Regions from separate parts of the Homo sapiens genome. Here region 2 is linked to region 1. A link is an interaction called in ENCODE POLR2A ChIA-PET data of the cell type or tissue named here. Cell type or tissue: GM12878. All regions are shown on one strand. Links, peaks and the distances in the headings refer to the core of each region. The heading gives the core; the rest is flanking DNA. Region 1 overlaps FAM118B (family with sequence similarity 118 member B). Region 2 overlaps DCPS (decapping enzyme, scavenger).

What was found. ChIA-PET counts read pairs that join two places held together with the same protein. Peaks named below come from ENCODE experiments on the same cell type or tissue, not always from the same donor. Only the 100,000 strongest peaks of a DNase experiment are listed, where the experiment ranks them.
Region 2: POLR2A ChIA-PET joins it to region 1 with 7 read pairs; 7 of 35 experiments call an interaction of 5 or more read pairs at or near these places.

What each region holds. Positions count from the first base shown.
Region 1 is chr11:126,218,887-126,228,671 of GRCh38, reverse strand. All of the region lies in intron 1 of FAM118B (family with sequence similarity 118 member B), which reads right to left. Among named protein-coding and RNA genes, the nearest start is that of FAM118B, 12 kb to the right of the region's middle. In GM12878, for the core only: no CTCF peak of the experiment used is centred there; no DNase peak of the experiment used is centred there.
Region 2 is chr11:126,313,525-126,323,309 of GRCh38, reverse strand. The region is part of intron 2 of DCPS (decapping enzyme, scavenger); the gene reads right to left. Among named protein-coding and RNA genes, the nearest start is that of TIRAP-AS1, 14 kb to the right of the region's middle. RefSeq lists a silencer at 7,291-7,496. In GM12878, for the core only: no CTCF peak of the experiment used is centred there; DNase peaks (open chromatin) are centred at 4,489 and 5,582; H3K4me3 peaks cover 632 bases; H3K27ac peaks cover 1,830 bases.

The DNA.
Region 1 (9,785 bases), core at 3,093-8,092:
AGAGAAGTTCTTGAACCTGGGAGGCAGAGGTTGCAGTGAGCCAAGATCATGCCACTGCACTCCAGCCTGGGCAACAGAATGAGACTCTATCTCAAAACAAAAACAAACAAACAAACGAAAAATTGACAAGTCTTAATGAAGGGAAGACTTTCCTGCCATAAAAATTAAAATGGGCTAGGCCCAGTGGCTCACTCCTGTAATCCCAGCACTTTGGGAGGCCGAGGCAGGAGGATCACTTGAGCTCAGGAGTTTGAGACCAGCCTGGCCAACATGGCAAAACCCCATCTCTACCAAAAATACAAAGGTTAGCCAGGTGTGGTGGCACACACCTGTAATCCCAGCTACTCAGGAGGGAGGCTGAGGCAGAACTGCTTGAACCCAGGAGGCTAAGGTTGCAGTGATCTGAGATTATGCCACTGCACTCCAGCCTGGGTGACAAAGCGAGACCCTGTCTCAAAAAACAAAACCAAAAAAAAAAATGTTTAGTAAATACATTCCACTTCATTTTCACCCCTTTTCACTTCCTTGAGGATTTCCAACTTAAATAGAGCTGAAAATTAAAAACAAGTTTTTTGGCTGGGCGCAGTGGCTCACACCTAATCCCAGCATTTTGGGAGGCTCAGGAAGGTAGAATGCTTGAGCTGAGGAGTTCAAGACCACCCTGAGCAACATGGCGAAACCCCATCTGTACCAAAAATACAAAAATTAGCCAGGTGTGGTAGTGCATGCCTATAGTTCCAGCTACTCGGGAGGCTGAGTTGGGAGGATCACTGGAGCCTGGGAAATCAAGGCTGCAGTGAACCATGATCATGCCACTGCACTCCAGCCTGGTGATAGAGTGAGAACCCATCTCAAAAATAAATAAATAACAAATTTTGAAAATTAAAAAATTTTACCATTAAAAACCCTCAAGTGTAACTGTCTGTAGTGATTAAGTGAATTCACTTGGCTGCACCAGGTGAAATATCCTGGAGGTCCCCACATTGTGAGCATGGAATCCAAAACCATTGATAGCAAAACCAAGAACAGAAGGATAAGAAAGATATGAAGTAGATTCGTGTTACAGTTATTCTTAGAATTAAAAGGAAAATAAATGTTTTACAACATGAAGAGGTACAAAAAAGTCACTCAAGTTCACTTCATTCATTCATCATTACACAATTACTTTCGAGTTCACATTCAGGTGTACAACATTTTAGACAGATATAATGGATTAAAAATAACTGAATAAAAACCCATCATAGGTTTAGTTATAAATAAAATCCAGTTATCAGAGTAGGAACTAAAGAAGGATTTATGAATAAGCTTGTGGCTGGGCACGGTGGCTCACGCCTGTAATCCCAGCACTTTGGGAGGCCAAGCAGGTGGATCATCTGAGGTCAGGAGTTCAAGACCAGCCTGGCCAACATGGCAAAACCCCATCTCTACTAACACTACAAAAATCAGCTGGGCATGGTGGTGGGTGCCTGTAGTCCCAGCTATTCGAGAGGCTGAGGCAGGACAATCGCTTGAACCCGGGAGGCGGAGGTTGCAGTGAGACAAGATCATGCCACTGCCCTCCAGCCTGGGTGACAGAACCAGACTCAGTCTCAAAAAAAAAAAAAAAAAAAAAAGAAGCTTGTATTGTTTGAGAGCATTCAATTTCTCTCTTTCAATTTATCATTCAATAGTTAATAAATTTAAGTCTACAAAATGCTAGCTAGGTGTTTTTTTTTTTTTTTGGACGGGGTCTCACTGTTGCCCAGGCATGATCATAGCTCATTGCAGCCTCCACCATCAGGCTTGGTGATCCTCCCTCAGCCTCTCGGGTAGCTGGGACTACAGGCGCATATCACCATGCCTGGCTAATTTTTTGTAGACACGGGGTTTCACCATGTTGTCCAGGTTGGTCTTGAACGCCCAGGCTCAAGTGATCCGCCTGCCTCAGCCCTCCCAAAGTGCTTCAGTTACAGGTGTGAGCCACTGCACCTGGCCAATGCTGGGTTCTTGACCTTCCTATTTAAAATGGCAACAGAACTGGAGGCCAAAAGAGGTAGTTGCATTTCCTTTTAAAGAGAAAGAGAGTAGACTAGTAGATTTGGGGGTGATCTATATGCAGCCCTGCCGGGGGGAAGGAGAGAAAAGGCCTGTTAAATTGCTGAAGGGCCTTTCTAACTCACAGTGATAGGAACTTGCGCCACGTTCCTTTCTGGCCTGCCTAACTCACAGTGATAGGAACTTGCGCCACGTTCCTTTCTGGCCTGCCTAACTCACAGTGATAGGAACTTGCGCCACGTTCCTTTCTGGCCTGCCTAACTCACAGTGATAGGAACTTGCGCCACGTTCCTTTCTGGCCTGCCTAACTCACAGTGATAGGAACTTGCGCCACGTTCCTTTCTGGCCTGCCTAACTCACAGTGATAGGAACTTGCGCCACGTTCCTTTCTGGCCTGCCTAACTCACAGTGATAGGAACTTGCGCCACGTTCCTTTCTGGCCTGCCTAACTCACAGTGATAGGAACTTGCGCCACGTTCCTTTCTGGCCTGCCTAACTCACAGTGATAGGAACTTGCGCCACGTTCCTTTCTGGCCTTTCTAACTCACAGTGATAGGAACTTGCGCCATGTTCCTTTTTGGCTGTGAGAAGAATGTAGACTATTTTTTGCCTTCCATGCTTCTCAACATTTTATTTAGTAATCTTCTTCTTTTTCTTGAGACAGAGTCTCACTCTGTCACCCAGGCTGGAGGGCAGTGGTGCAATCTCAGCTCACTGCAACCTCCATCTCCTTGGGTTCAAGCAGTTCTCCTGCTTCAGCCTCCCAAATAGCTAGGATTATAAGCGCCCACCACCACGCCCAGCTAATTTTTGTATTTTTAGTAAAGACAGGGTTCCACCATGTTGGCCAGGCTGGTCTCGAACTCCTGACCTCAAATGATCTGCCTGCCTTGGCCTCCCAAAGTGCTGGGATTACAGGTCTTTAGTAATCTTACTTCACTCCAACCTCATGGAAAACTAAGCTGGAAACAATGAACAGCAACTCAGAGAAGAGGATTCAAACTGACCAACCATGACAAACTGGGAATCAATCTGAAGCTTAAGAAACTACAAAAGGACACTCTACTTACAAAAAATAAAATTCAGAAACAACATGGGAAAGGATTAGCTGTGGGCAAGTATGACTGGAACAGCTCTAGCGATCTCACTGGAGAAACTGGGTGTGGCTCTTTATAAAAATTATTGTGCATGTGAAACCAAGACAATGCTGATGCTCTACACCCACAGAATACACGTGATGTACACACAACTTGGGCAATATTCTACTATAGTGGGTATTGATTATGACCTTTTGAAAGTAGTGTGCCAAATTTAAGATTGGAAACTTAGGGAACAAATGGAAAATTTCACTGCGTCAAAGAACAGAAAATGTGGATTGCCAAATAAAAAATTGAAAAGGATTTGGTGGTACTGAGCTCGAAAGAAACAAGGGACCTGAGAAAAGCTGCTCTTAAAAGGCAGTTCTCCCTAAGCCCACAATCGCTGCCTCTCTTAAGATGCCAAGTGCACTTGGCATCTTTGCCATCCTCTGCTGCAAAGTAGAGCCTTTTGGCTTCTAATCTGGAGATCTAGAAATTGGAATGGCAAAAGTCTTCAGTTTCTTATTCACATAAAAGAGATCTTGTTTGCTCAGCTGCCCTATGAACTGAATTTAAGGAACATTTGCATTATTTTGGAATTACCTAATTTGAGTTAAGACATGAGTCTGGGTGTTTATAGGTTACCATCTGCAGAGCATTCATGGGATGGGAGATCTCTGCCTAATTATTCATCTGTTTTGGCTTATGAACTTTTTGAAATTGACTGAGGAGAAACGCATTCCTAGGAAGCCAAGATATTCTCACATACCCTCCCTCCAGCTACGCTGGCCTCTTCACTGTTCCTCAAACAGGCCTGGTACACCCCGACCTTGGGGTTTTCCTTTGCATAGATCATTCCTTCTGCCTGGAATGTTCTTTCTCTATGTATCTGTACAGGTTTCCATGCCTTTATTCAGATTGTACCTTCTCAATGATGCTACTCTACCCATTCTATTTAAAATTATACCCTCCACCATGTTAGCTGTTCTACTTTTTATTTCACAGCACACAGCACCCTCTAACATACCAATTATTAGTACTATGACTCTACTAATTTTTTTTTTTTTTTTTTTTTTTTTTTTTGAGACAGGGTCTCGCTCTGTCACCCAGGCTGGAACATGGTGGCATGATCATGGCTCACTGTAGCCTTGACCTCCACGGGGCTCAAGCAATCTTCCCATCTTAGCCTCCTAGTGCTACAGGTGCTACAGGTGCATGCCACCATACCCGGCTAATTTCTTTGTATTTTGTAGAGACAGGGTTTTGTCACGTTGCTCAGGCTGGTCTCAAACACCTGGACTCAAGCAATCCGCCTGCCTCACTCTCCCAAAGTGCTGGGATTAAAGGCGAGAGTCACTGGACCTGGCCCTAATTATATTTATTGTTATCTGCCTCCTCCACTAGAATGTAAGTCCCCCAAAGACAGGGGTCCTTTGCCTGTTTAGTTTATGGATATAGTCTAAAAGTGCAGAACAGTGCCTGCCACACAGTAGGCATTCAGATATTTATTTCACAAACTAACTCAAACGAAAGAACACCCTGTAACTGCTTTTAATAAGGACCATAAAAAACCATGTTAGTTTTTAAATGGAACAAATGGGAAAACTGTGTACACAAATAAATCAATATTCAGACTATCATTTTTTGGATATGCCAATCGTCCTAACAGTGAATGTAGTCTGATTCTAGCAGGCAGAAGAAAACTTCAACTTAAGGTTCCAAGACCATTGTCTGGCACCAAAACATTTTATATATAAATCACTTTATAACTCAAGTCTCTGATGTCTACTCTGTAAACTGGTTTTTAAGGGTTGATTCTTAGGGGAAGAACTATTTCTGGCAAATGATTCAAGGGCATCAGTATTTTGAGCTAAGAAATCAGTTTCTCTTATTTTACATATTAAATCTATCTAAAATACAATTAGAGAAAAAAGAAAAGCTTATGTAGCAGCAAAAGATTTTTTTTTTTTTTTTTCGCTCTTTCGCCCAGGCTGGAGTGCAGTGGCGATCTCGGCTCACTGCAAGCTCTGCCTCCCGGGCTGACGCCATTCTCCTGCCTCAGCCTCCCGAGTAGCTGGGACTACAGGCGCCCGCCACCACACCCGGCTAATTTTTTGTATTTTTAGTAGAGATGGGGTTTCACCGTGTTAGCCAGGATGGTTTTGATCTCCTGACTCGTGATCTGCCCGCCTCAGCTCCCAAAGTGCTGGGATTACAGGTGTGAGCCACCACACCCGGCCCCAGCAAAAGAGATTTCAAAACACAAATTGGGTTAAGTCATGTTTGAATCATTCCATGGCTTCTCACTGTGTTTAATAACATACTCCTCATCGTGGCTACAAGACCTGGCATGATCCAGTGTCCGGCATCCACACAACATCCATCCAGCCCCCTCCCTCACTCGCTGGGCTCTTGAGGCGCACAGGCCTCTTTCAGTTGCTTGAACACCCCCCCCTCCCCCGCCCCACCTCAAGTTCCCAGCTGCAGCCTTTCCTCAGAGTGATATTCTGCAAGGGCCTCCCCACACCCTCCTCCTTGGCATCTCAATTTAAATGTTACCATCTGTAGCCTGGTTTTCCACTCCCTTTACCCCAAGTTCTTCATTTATACTTCATCTCCTAGTTTGTATCTCACAGTACTTGCAATTATTGGCCTCTCCCACAAGAATAAAAGCCCTTCTAGGGCGAGTACAGTGTCTAATTTATTTATCATCCTATCCCCATCCCATAGCATAGTTCCTGTTATAAAGTGTGTATACGGTGCAGAAGAAGTTCAAACATTCGCTGATGGAATGAGTGTGTATCTACCATTAATTAAAGTCTAAGGGATCAATTGATATTTCTAATTTTCTGAGCTGCAAAAATTAGGATGAATTTGGGAAGGTTGTAGTATTTTCTCTCATCCAAACAAATACCTTCCGTGCTGATATCCACCACTCACCTGTTTAAAGCTGTTCATCCCTAAACATAAAGATTCTCACCTGCTTTGGAGGTTGTTTTTCCTTCCTAACAACAAGAAATTAGAATCACATAGTACTTTTGTTGAAAGTCTATAGATTTGTTTCATAAAACAAAGCTACATGCACTTTCCTCTCAGTCCACTTCCATTTGTAGTTCTCCTATGGCCTGGCCATGATTATATTCTGTATATGCTTGTAGAATTTTAAAATGCTAGGAACTGAATTCATCACAGGTTACTACATCTTCACGTTCAAATATCTGTTAAACATCCAGCACTGTGCTAAGAATATTAGTATTGCTGCATCCAGTTCTCCTCCACCAAACACTACATAGCATTGACAGTAAGCCAGGCACTGTTTTCCACACTTCACAAATATCTGCTCTTCTGTGAGGTAGATGCTATTATCATCTCATATCATAAATGGTATAGACAATGAAACAGAAGCACACAGATGTTAAGCAGCTTGTTAAAGGTCACACGACTATTACACATTAGACATGGAGTCAGTGTTCATGTTGTTAAGACACAAAACAATACCATCTCACAAAAACGAACAAGCCGTGGGCCACACTCTTAACAAGTCTACACCTTTGGAGAAACAGAACTATAAACAAACCTTTACAACATGTTTGTGCCAAGTTTCACATGCCTGGATGAGGTACCAAGGAGATGAGCACTTCTGCTTGAGGAAAATCAAGGAAAGCTTTATGGGAGATAAATACCCTTATGGCAAAATTCAATGAAATTGTTGGTGTTTATCCTCCTCTGCCTCCTGAAACACCCAACACTGAAGTCCATCTTGCCTTTTCCTGGTTTTCCTCCCTCCCCTCTAGTGGGAGGTCTTCCCTGTTTCCTAAATGCTGAGGATCCGCAGGGCTCTCCAGTCTATTCCCTTTACATACTCCCTTCCCTTCCCACCCCATTCACCCCTAGATATTAAAATACCAACTAAACGCTAAGGACTCCCAAAACGCTACCTTCAGTTCAGATCTCGGTGGTGCTTCAGGCCCAGGAGATAGCCATGTAAGTTTCAGTCAGGCAGCCCTTCAATATTGAAAGGTACTTTCAGACTGTACTTCAAACTTAAAAACCAAAAAACCGTTCAACAACCTGCTCCTTATCCTAAGTTATACAGATCTCTGAATAGTAGAAATAAGCTATGTGATAATATTTATAGGCCATTATTTCTTTCTTTCTGTTTTAAGCACCAACATATGTATTTACTGATTTTGGAAAAACTGTCATATACTTCAGAATAATGTATTTGGATCATTTCTAAACAAGAGAATATGAACCAAAGGGAACCCAGGGAAGAAAGTAAATCTGTAACCTTAAACTAGCATGATATTCTTTTCAGGATATTCTCTTTTTCCTAATAAAAATTAGCCAAAAATTAATATTGTTTTTCTTTGAGATGGAGTCTTACTCTGTCACCCAGGCTGGAGTGCAGTGGCTTGATCTCAGCTCACTGCAGCCTCTGCCTCCCGGGTTCAAGCTATTCTCCTGCCTCAGGCTCCCAAGTAGCTGGGATTACAGGCCCACGCCACCATGTTTGGCTAATTTTTGTATTTTTAGTAAAGACAGGGTTTCACTATGTTGGCCAGGCTGGTTTCAAACTCCTGGCCTCAAGCGATCCACATGCCTTGGCCTCTCAAAGTGGTGGGATTACAGGCATGAGCCACTGCGCCCGGCCTACTATTCTCTTTGATCTGAAGATGAACTGAGAGCTGAAAAGCACTGTTTAGATCTGAAATAAGAATCTGAAAGCTCTTAAAAAAAAAAAGGCATTATTTGTCACAGAAGCCATCAGAACAACTACAAAGACCAGGTTTCTTAGGAGAAATAGCTCTAAAAACATGGTTTTGCCAAGCAGGTAGCATCAGTCTTTTTTGTTTGAGACAGTCTTGCTCTGTTCCCCAGGACGGCAAGATCATGGTTCACTGCAGCATCAAACTCTGGGGCTCAAGGGATCCTCCTATCTCAGCCTCCTAAGCAGCTGGGACTACAGGTGCGCACCACCACACCTGGCTAATTTTTAAATTTTGTTGTAGAGATGGGCTCTTGCTATGTTGACCAGGCTGATCTTGAACTCCTGGCCTTGTCAAGCAATCCTCTTGCCCTGGCCTCCCAAAGTGTTGGGATTACAGGCATGGGCCACCAAGCCCAGCCAAGCATCAGTCTTAAAAAAAAAGTGGCCAGTGAAAACAATTGAGGGTATTAAAAAAAAAAGAGAGAGAGAGAAAACAGAAAGCAGGTTAGGGAGACTAAAAACATACTTTCATAAGGAAGTGAAGGAGGTCAGTGGAAGACCAAGGAGGACTCTCAGGGAGCAGCCAGAAAGCTGGGCAGCCTGGGCCCAAGGGAGGCAGGTGGAGACTTCATTCAGAAAAAGAGAGCACCTTTCCCCCAGATTTGAAAGTAACAGATCACTGCAGGAAATATGCAGAAAGAGCAAAATGAAGCCCCCCTTCCTCCAACGTGGAGCTAACCACTGCTGACATTCGGATTTATGTGGAGAAAAGCAGTTTTTAAGAGGAACTCTCGGAATAAGTCTGAGTATCTTGGGTTCATGTTCATATCAATTCTAAAAACTTCATTCATTAGAGTTTGCCCCTGCTTTCACACCATAAATCTCCATACATATAAGCCCCCCCTTTAAAAAAAATTCTTCCTTCAATGTCTTATTAAAATTAACTTAAAAAAAAAACTCAAGCAGCTCGAGCTGCTTTTTTTTTTTTTTTAAGTTAATTTTAATAAGTACAGTAGTGCATGTTTTCTGCAGTAGAAGAAAGAAAGAAGCAGTCTATTTCTAGTGGCTGGGGGTAGGGAGGTGCTGGGGAAGAGCAGGAACCTAGGAAGAGTCAGCAGAGGGTAGCCACGCCCCAGCCCCATGGACGAGACTCCTGAGGAATCCATAAAACTGCGAAGTACTAAGTTCTGGCAACAGATCTCAAACCTGCTCCTTAGCAAGAGAGCTAAAAAGAGAGTGTTTCTTATGTACTCTGTTAATTTGACTCTTAAGGCATATAAACAATAGGGAGACCCTGTCTCTACAAAAATAAAAAACTTAGCCAGATGTGGTGGCATATGCCTATGGTCCCAGCTACTTGGGAGGCTGAGGTGGGAGGATTGCTTGAACCCAGGAGGTCGAGGCTGCAGTGAGTCATGATCATGCCCACTCCAGTCTGGGCAACAGAGAGAGACTCTCAAAAAAAAAAAAAAAAAAAAAAAAAAAAAAAAAAAAAAAAGATAAACAAGAGCTGAAGGATAAGCTTCCAAAATAAACGAGGAAAACAAGAAATCTGTGCTTTTCCTTATGTGATATTCCTGTGCTGCATTCCATGACACTAAGAATATAAAACATGATAACTTCTGTCCTTACGTGTTTACTTCTTAATCTTTTTCAAAGTACGCTATTAAAATGGCAACAGAGGAGTTTTTCTTTTTTCAAGGTATAAAACCAAGAATGTGAGGTGCAGGAGATAAGCATTCAATTTTTCAATGAATTTTTGGAGATGGAAAGCAAGCTTTAAATGCAGATCTGAAAATACGGATTGGCATAAAGTCTATTTAACTAATGCGCAAATTCTCTTCCTCACCTCCTATTTTCATCTATTTTCTCCACCCCCAAATCCAGAGGTTTAAAGAAAAATGAACCGAAATCTGAAATGGGTCTGGAGTAAAATACATCAGCAGGAGCAATGAAGAACT
Region 2 (9,785 bases), core at 2,471-7,470, 95 kb before region 1:
CAGATAAGAGGATTAAAAAGGTCTCTTGTAACTATTGGTAACAGTACAGAATTATCAAATTTGTAAACTGTGAATCACAAACTCAAGTTGTGCCCAGAGACATGGTGCAAGCAAGATATATTTTGAGACTTGAAACATCTGAAAATATATTTATTCTACTGTCACACTTAGGAATTTGGTGGCTGGGTGTGGTGGCTCATGCCTGTAATCCCAACACTTTGGGAGGCTGAAACAGGGGGGAAATCTATTGAGCCCAGGAGTTCGAGACCAGCCTGCGCTACATGGCAAGACCCCATCTCTACAAAAAATAATAAATTAGCCACGTGTGGTGGTACCTGCCTCTGGTCGCCACTACTCGGGAAGGTGAAGTGGGAGAATCACTTGAACTCGGGAGTTTGAGGCTGCCATGAGCTATGACTGTACCACTGGACTCCAACCTGGCAACAAAGTGAGACATTGTCTCAAAAAAATTTTTTTGCTTCTTGCTAAAGAATTTTAGGATAGACTGGCCAACATGGTGAAACCCCGTCTCTACTAAAAATAAAAAAAATTAGCTGGGCGTGATGGCACGCGCCTGTAGTCCCAGCTACTCAGGAAGCTGAGGCAGGAGAATCACTTGAACCTCGGAGGCGGAGGTTGCAGTGAGCCGAGATTGTGCCACTGCACTCCAGCCTGGCAACGCAGTGAGACTTCGTCTCAAAAAAAAAAAAAAAGGAATTTTAGGATAGAAAGAAAATCTGAATGCTGGCTGGGCATAGTGGCTAACACCTGTAATCCCAGCCCTTTCGGAGGTTCAGGCAGGCAGATCACCTGAGGTCAGGAGTTCAAGACCAACTTGGCCAACATGGCGAAACCCCATCTCTACTAAAAATACAAAAATGAGCCGGGCGTGGTGGTGTGCGCCTGTAATCCCAGCTACTAGAGAGAATGAGACAGGAGAATTGCTTGAACCCAGGAGACGGAGGTTGCAGTGAGCCAAGATGGCACCAATGCACTCCAGCCTGGGCGACAAAGTGAGACTCTGTCTCAAAAAAATAAAAATAAATAAAAATAAGAAGATCTGAATGCTGTTGTTGTGGAGTCTGAGATCATTATGATGCCCAGTTCTTTGTGACCTGTTTTCTTCTGTCTCCAATGCCCTGATGGTGTGGTTGGATCTCAAAGTGGTTTTATCTTCATCCATTGTGCTAGGTAATTGCTGAGCCCTTTCAATCTTAAAAATCATGTTCTTCAGACCTGGGAAACTGTCTTGAATTATTTCTTTAAAGACCTTTCTTCTTCATTTTCTCTGCCTTTTCTTTCTGCAACACCCATTTGGATATTTAACTTCTTGGATTCAGCGTCTGACTTTCTTATCTTTTCTCCATCTTCCATCTCTTTTGTCTTTGTGCTCAACTTTTAAGGAAGTTTTCTTCACAACTTCATCTTCTACTCTTCTATTTTTTTAATTTTCCATTTCTGCTGTATCTTTAATTTCCAAGAGCTTTAATAAAATTCCTTATTGATAATATTCTTATACATTCAATATAGCAGCATAATTTCTCTGAGATTAATTATAGTTCTTGAAATGTCTTCTCCCCACACAGTTTCTGTCTCCTCTAGGTTTCTTTTCCTTCCCTTCTTTTTCTTGTCTTCTCTTTTTCAGCTGAGGCTTTATTTAGAGTCTGCTCACCCTTGCCTGTCCACTCCCTCCTGAAGGGCAGCTCTGTGGGTGTCGCTGTGGTCACCTGGAGCTTCGTGTTAAGGTGGTCAGGCTGTTCTTTTGTATTAGGGAACCTCAATAGTTTAGGTTTTCTCTCGGGCTGGGCAGATTCTCCACAAATGACTTCCAATTGCACATATGGAGCTATAAGCCTGGCTGACAGTATTCTGGGGATGAGAAAGGGCAGCAGCTGGATGGGGGCCGGGGGATCACGGCAACACTGCAAATGCTCAAGGTGTAAACATCCACTCATCTCTCCACACCTCAGTGCCCTGACCCCACTCTCAGCTGTACCTTGAATCTCTTCCAGACCTGGTGTGTCACCCTTCGTGTGATTTTTTTTTTTTTTTTTTTTGAGACAAGGTCCCACTATCACCCAGGATGGAGTGCGGTGGCGCCATCTTGGCTCACTGCAACCTCTGCCAAACAGACTCAAGTGATCCCCTTGCCTGAGCCTACTGAGTAGCTGGGATGACAGGCATGCACCACCATGCCTGGCTAATTTTTGTATTTTTTGTAGAGACAGGGTTTCCCCATGTTGCCCAGGCTAATCTCCAACTCTTGACTCAAGGGATCTGCCCACCTCAGCCTCCCAAAGTGCTGGGAGTACAGGAGTGAGCCACCTTCCCTGGCTACCTGGTATGTCACCCTCTCCAGACATTTCTGCTCTACTCTCCTGCTGGGGCAAGGAAGGAGCAAGTTCCATATGAAATGGGAAAGCAGACTTGAGGGACTGCTGGCCAAGGTGTCATCTCTCAGATCCAGTTACTGCTCCTCCCTACGTATCCTAGGTTTGGAAATTTTGTTGTCTCCTCTCCTTTTTTTTCTGGAGACAGGGTCTGGCTCTGTCTCCCAGGCTGGAGTGCAGCCTCTATGTCCTGGACTGAAGTGATCTTCCCGTCTCAACCTCCCAGGTAGCTGGAACTATAGGCACACACCACTACACCTGGCTAATTTTTGTATTTTTTGTAGATATGGGGTTTTGCCACGTTGCCCAGGATGGTCTCAAACTCTTGGGCTCAAGCAATCCACCCACCTTGGCCTCCCAATGTGTTGGGATTAGGGGCATGAGCCACTGCACCCCGCCCTTGTAGTCTTGATGGGTTAATTTTTTTTTAAGAATATTCCTTTAATATCATTGTCAGAGCAGGCTATAAAGGAAGTAGGTGGGCATTCAAACTGTCCCCTTTGCACTAGAAGCCCATGTCCCTGTCCTCCTGTCTCCCTTATGATGCTTTACTTTCAATCTTTGCTGTTTGTTGCCACGTGACATACTTGCTTGTTCTTTAAGATCATCTCCAGTGGAACATCAAGTCCACGAGAGCAGGGACTCTGTTTCGTACACTGTGTGTGCAGTGCCTAAGATAACACCCGACACTGATTAGACCTCACAGTACAGTCTGTAGAACAGAATATATTACGGCCAGGCACCGTAGCTCATGCCTGTAATCCCAGCACTTTGAGAGGCTGAGGCAGGTGGATCACTTGAGGTCAGGAGTTTGAGACCAGCCTGGCCAGGATGGTAAAGATGGAGAGTCAAGACCGCCTCACTACACTCCAGCCTGGGTGACAGAGCAAGATTCCATCTCAAAAAAAAAAAAAATCTGAAAGGACATACTCTGAGATGTTAAGAGAGATCAATCCTGGATGATGGAGTTATATATATTTACATATCACTTGTGTAACAAATACGTTAAAAGGAAGCTACCCCTTAAAACTGAGCCCCAGAGATGTTGAGTAATTTGCCCAAGGACACACAGCTATTAATAGTGGCAGAGCTGAGATCTGAACCCAGGCAGTCTGGTTCCTCTATGCAATACTCCCGTATCCCAAAGGCCCAACCTCTTTCGGGCCGTTCCTAAGATACCTGTGCTGGGGCCATGTTTTCCAAAAGCAGCCCTATCAGATAGGAGAAACATGACTAGTTCCAATTCTTCCTAGAGACACGTAAACAGCTGTCAGCGAAACCAGAGGGCAAAATGAGGTGCCAGAGCAAGTGAGGTCCAGACAGGGGGTGTGGTCAGACATGCAGAGATGACACTGCTCATGCTCTGCTTGTGCCCTCCAAGATGCTTCCTGGGGAGCTCAGGGAAGGAGAGTCCACTCCCCTGAGCTCTGGAGAGCCGTGTGAGGACAGCCTTACCAGGGGATACTGTGGCCAAATGCTGCGGGACAGCAGGTTCTGGGGGGAGCACAAAGGGACGGAAGAGGACCTTGCTTCCAGACTGGCTCACAACTAGAAACAATAGCTGTTTTGGCCTACATTTGTGGTACCATCCTGTCCCCTACCACCTCCCCTACCAAGTATAGCAGTGTTAGATTATGGGGTGGGAGGCATGAAGGGGGAAGTCCCAGAAGAGGGGCCTGGTGGAGTTCAGGGCAGCAGCTCTTCATCTACAGGATGTTCTAGCGGCGAGAATGATGATAGTGATGCCTCCAGCTGAAAAGCGCCCCTCTAGGCATATGTTCCTTCTCTCTGCAACTCAGATGAGCAGGCTGATGTGCCCCGGACTAACACAGCTCTGACTTGTCCATCAAGACCCTGAGGATCTGCTGCAAGCCCTTCCCTAATATATAAAGCCACCCTTTGTCCCCCGTCTAGACACAAAAGCCCAACTGCTCTCAGAGGTGGGAGGCAGGGCTATCTAGAGGAAAGTTAAGAGCAGCTGCCTCTCTGCTCCCTGCCAAAGCTAGCTTAGCCAAATCCCCAGGAAAATGCTGCTGCACATGAAACATGAAAACACAAACCACAGACAGTCTGCTCTCCTTCCCATACACATGTTCAAACAAGACTGCTTTCCAGCCGTTGCTGATGGCTTCTACAGGATGAGCTCATCTCTATGGCTCAGTCTGTGGCTTTTGCTTCCCCTTTGCTCAGAGGAGCCAGCTTAACTTATTTAACCCAGATGTGCAGGCCCAGGAGCACTGAGAAGAAGCAACAGCAATGCATGATCTGAGTCGAAGCCCACCCGCCATGTCCTCTCCACAAGAGCCAGGCAGAGCCAGCCAGGGATGGGTCAGATAACCGGACTTCGCAAGGCATGCCAGAGAAAGCCTGAAAGAACGAGAGGTTGGTGGGAGGCTCTCCTGGATCTGCTTTCTCTTTCCTCCTCTGTGGGATGTCCCCTGGCTAGGCGACACTCTCCTCAGCCCTGGCTGCATGGTAACGGGGAGACCAGGCCAGAGGGTGGAGGGAAGGCTGGCTGCCGTGGATCTTAAGTCATCCTCTGGTCCCAGGCCAAGCAAGGCAGGGTGTTCTCTGTCCTACATTACAGAAATACTGAAAGTGCTCAAGTGAAGCCCGAAGAGACCTCCACATCAAGGATAAACACGGCTGAAGGGTGTGGTCAGGATCCTACTGGAAACTTCAACCACTCCACAGCAAGCCTCTAACCACTAATTACCTGTCTCTAGGAAAGCACAGAGCTGCTATTAGAGACAGAGGAGAGGCAGACGCTGACTTTAGCAAGACTCTGGATCTGACAGGCTTCTTGTACAAACCCTCAGCTCCTTCCCTCCCTCTCGCTAGTCCTCTGAAGTCCAGAAAGCAGAGGGGGTAGGGAGGCAACAGGACCGGATGGCAAAACTCCAGGGTCTCCTGGCCCACAAGCAAATTTGGTAACTCCAAATGCAGCCCTGGGGTGGCAGGAGAGGCCCTCAGTTACAATGGATAGAGAGTGGGAAACGCGACTTCAGGATGGCTGTGGGGCTAATGGCACTCTGCAAAGCTCCGTGTGAACAGGAAGAGCAAGAGCTAATGTGCAATGTGTCAGGGAGCTATGAAGTGACAGGCTTGGCCTTAGAGCCGCGAGCCCCCCCACTTCTCCACACACAGAAAGAAACTATGCTGGGGTTGAGCAGACCAGACCACAATAAAAGCTGTAGGATGAACACTCCAAAATATGGCCTCTCTCAACTTCCTGCCTGAAGGCATGTCTTTAATTCACTCTGAAAGGGGCACGGGTACCAAGTCTCAATGAATGTCACTGGACATGCCACACTGTGCTGCACTGTGAAATATGAGTGAACTCATGTGAATCAGCAGCCATTGAAAGAAACCAGCAGCCTGAATAAGGATGACCAAGATAAACAACCAGATCCCAGAGGAAATAAAATAATTTGAGGGTCAGGAGATAATTTTAAAAATAATTCTAATTAGTGTGCCAGAGAGATTCAACACAATTTGGCCTCAATAAAAAAAAAAAAAGAGCAAAATGCTATGAGAATGAAATAATCAGAGAACCAGAGAGAGGAGAATTTAAAATATGACTGTCAAATTAACACCTTCACTAGAAGGTCTAGAAGACAAAATGCAGACAATCTACCAGACTATAAGAAAGAGGCCGGGAGGCCGGGTGCAGTGGCTCACGCCTGTAATCCCAGCACTTTGGGAGGCCGAGGAGGGTGGATCACGAGGTCAGGAGATCGAGACCATCCTGGCTAACATGGTGAAACCCCGTCTCTACTAAAAAATACAAAAAATTAACTGGGCGTGGTGGCACGCGCCTGTAGTCCCAGCTACTTGGGAGGCTGAGGCAGGAGAATGGCATGAACCTGGGAGGCGGAGCTTGCAGTGAGCTGAGATCGCGCCACTGCACTCCAGCCTGGGTGACAGAGCGAGACTCCATCTCAAAAAAAAAAAAAAAAAAAGAGGCCGGGCATGGTGGGTCACACCTGTAATCCCAGCACTTTGGCAGGCTGAGGTGGGCAGATCACCTGAGGTCAGGAGTTCAAGACCAGCCTGGCCAACAAGGTGAAACCCTGTCTCTACTAAAAATACAAAAAATTAGCTGGGCGCGGTGGCGGGTGTCTGTAATCCCAGCTACTTGGGAGCTGAGGCAGGAGAATGGCTTGAACCCGGGAGGCGGAGGTTGCAGTCAGCTGAGATCACGACGCCACCGCACTACAGCCTGAGCGACAGAGCGAGACTCCATCTCAAGAAAAACATGAAAAAAAAAAAATGTACTTCAGCTAATCAAGAGAGTAAAACAAGAAAGAAACAGACGTAGAATACAGAAAACATCTAACTCACAGAAGTTGCAAAAGGAAGTCTCAGATTGAGACCTGAACAACTTGCTTAAAGAATCACCTGTCCAGATTGGAGAAGCAGGAAAGAGCTTTCTGGAAACAATGTTACCAGCAAGGAAGGAAATATGATGTAATACAAGGGTGTCCAATCTTTTGGCTTCCCTGGGTCACACTGGAAGAAGAACTGTCTTGGGCCTTACATGAAATATACTAACACTAACAATAACTGATGAGCTGAAAAAAAAAAAAAGAAATCACGGAAAAAATCTCATGTTTTAAGAAAGTTTATACATTTGTGTCGGGCCGCATTCAAAGCTGTCCTGGGCTGCGGGTTGGACAAGCTTGATGTAATGGATTATCACACTGGATAATTTCAAGAGCAGAGTAAAGGTACATTATTCCTTTAACCACAATGAAAAAAGAGGCAACTAAAAACTCCATGAAAAAGTAAAAGCTAATAAAACAGTGGTTCAAATATGAAACAAACTAAAAAGCAGCATGATTTGAAGGACTGTTGGAATGCAAGAAAAGAGAATCCACTCGACCTGGACATCAAAAGCACTCTCCAGCCAGGCGTGGTGACTCACATCTGTAATCCCAGCACTTTGAAAGGGTGAGGTGGGCAGATCACTTGAGGTCAGGAGTTTGAGATAGCCTGGCCAACATGATGAAACCCTGTCTCTACTAAAAATACAAAAATTGGCCTGGTGTGGTGGCAGGCACCCGTAATCCCAGCTACTCGGGAGGCTGAGGCAGGAGAATCGCTTCAACCCGGGAGGTGGAGGTTGCAATGAGCTGAGAGGTACCACTGTATTCCAGTCTGGACAACAGACTGAGACTGTCTCAAAGAGAAAATAAAGCAATCTCCTTTGAGTGGCATGGAGATGATACACTGGGCAGGTGGAGGAAAAACTAGAAACTTAGCACTCTGGTTGAGCATGCATATTAATATGGCCTCAATCATGTAAATACTCCTTAATGGTTTTACTGGTTTTCTTTTCTCTTTTTATTTTTTTTTAAGAGACAGGGTTTTGCTCTGCCACCCAGGTTGGAGTGCAGCGGCATAATCATAGTTCACTGCAGCCTTGACCTCCTGAGCTCAAGCAATCCTCCAACTTCAGCCTCCTGAGTAGCTGGAACTACAGGCACATACCACCACACCCATCTAATTTTTGTATTTTTAGTAGAGAAAGGGTTTCACCATGTTGGCCAGGCTGGTCTCGAACTCCTGACCTCAAATGATCCACCTGCCTCGGCCTCCCAAAGTGCTGGAATTACAGGCATGAGCTACTGCACCCAGCCCAGAAATATTCTTTTTATTTTTTTTAATTCTTATTTTAGGTTAAAGGGTACATGTACAGCTTTGTTTACAGGTAAATTGTCTCGCAGGGGTTTGGCATAGAGACTATTTCATCACCCAGGTAATAAGCATAATACCTGATAGGGAGTTTTTTGATCCTCTTACTCCTCCAACCCTCCACCCTCAAGTGGGCATTTAGGTTGATTCCATGTCTTTGCTATCATGAATAGCTCTACAATGAACATATGTGTGCATGTGTCTTTACGGTAGAGCAATTTTTTTAAATTTTTTTATTTTTTTATTTCAATAGGTTTTTGGGGAACAGGTAGGAACTTACGTGAATAAGTTCTTTAGTGGTGATTTCTGAGATTTTGATGCACACATCACCTGAGCAGTGTACATTGTACCTAATGTATAACCTTTTATCCCTCACCACTCCCCACCCTTTCCTCTAAGTCCCATGTATCATTCTTATGCCTTTTCATCCTGATAGCTTAGCTCCCACATATGAGTGAGAACATACAATGTTTGGTTTTCCATTACTGAGTTATTTCACTTAGAATAATAGTCTCCAATTCCATCCAGGTTGCTGCAAATGCCATTATTTCATTCCTTTTTATGGCTGAGTAGTATTCCATGGTATGATATATACCACATTTTCTTTATCCACTTGTTGATTGATGGACATTTGGGTGGGTTCCATATTTTTGCAATCGCAAGTTGTGCTGCTATAAACATGTATGTGCAAATATCTTTTTCATATAATGACTTATTTTCCTCTGGGTAGATACCTAGTAGTGGGATTGCCGGATCAAATGGTAGATCTACTTTTAGTTCTTTAAGGAATTTCCACACTGTTTCCCGTAATGGTTGTACTACTTTCCATTCTCACCAACAGTGTAGAAGTGTTCCCTTTTCACTGCATCCACACCAACATCTAGACTGAATAAAGAAATGTGGTACATATACACCATGGAATACTATACAGCCATAAGAAAGAGTGAGATCATGTCGTTTGCTGCAACATGGATGGAGCTGGAGGCCATTATCCTAAGCCAACTAAGGCAGGAACAGAAAACCAAATATGTGTGTTCTTACTTATACGTGGGAGCTAAACGTTGAGGACATACGGACACAAAGAAGAGAACAACAATCATTGGGGAGAAAAGCGGCTGGCCCAGCCATCCCCACACCCCAAAGAAGGGGAAGCCTGCAGAAATGAAAGTCCACAAATGCCTAAAACCCAGAAGTAGGAGGCTGAAACCAAATACCTTCACTTTGAGAACTGTGACTGAAAACCACACTTCAGAATGAGGATGCAGCCCTTGAAATTCATGGGACGATCTTTCTAGTCCATCTAAGGACCTGCCAATTTGTCTTACCTTTCAACTGGGAAATACATTATACATATAAAACACAGGTGTGTATGTATATAAAATATGTACCACTTAAAAACCTAAGTAAAATAAAAAGAATACATATGCTCAGAACACACAATCCAAGAAACAGAATATAACCAGAAATTTTAACATTCTCTCTGTCCTGCCACACCCCGACCAAGGATAATCACCTCCCTGATTTGGGGGTTAATCATTTCCTTTTTGTCCTCATAGTCTTATTACACATGTATGCATCCCTAGGCAGTATATTGTTCAGTTCTGCTTGTTTTTCAACTTTGTACCATTTTAATCGCACCATGTGTATTCTGTGTCATGCTTTTCTTGCCCTACATGGTGAGATTTATCCTTCATTGAT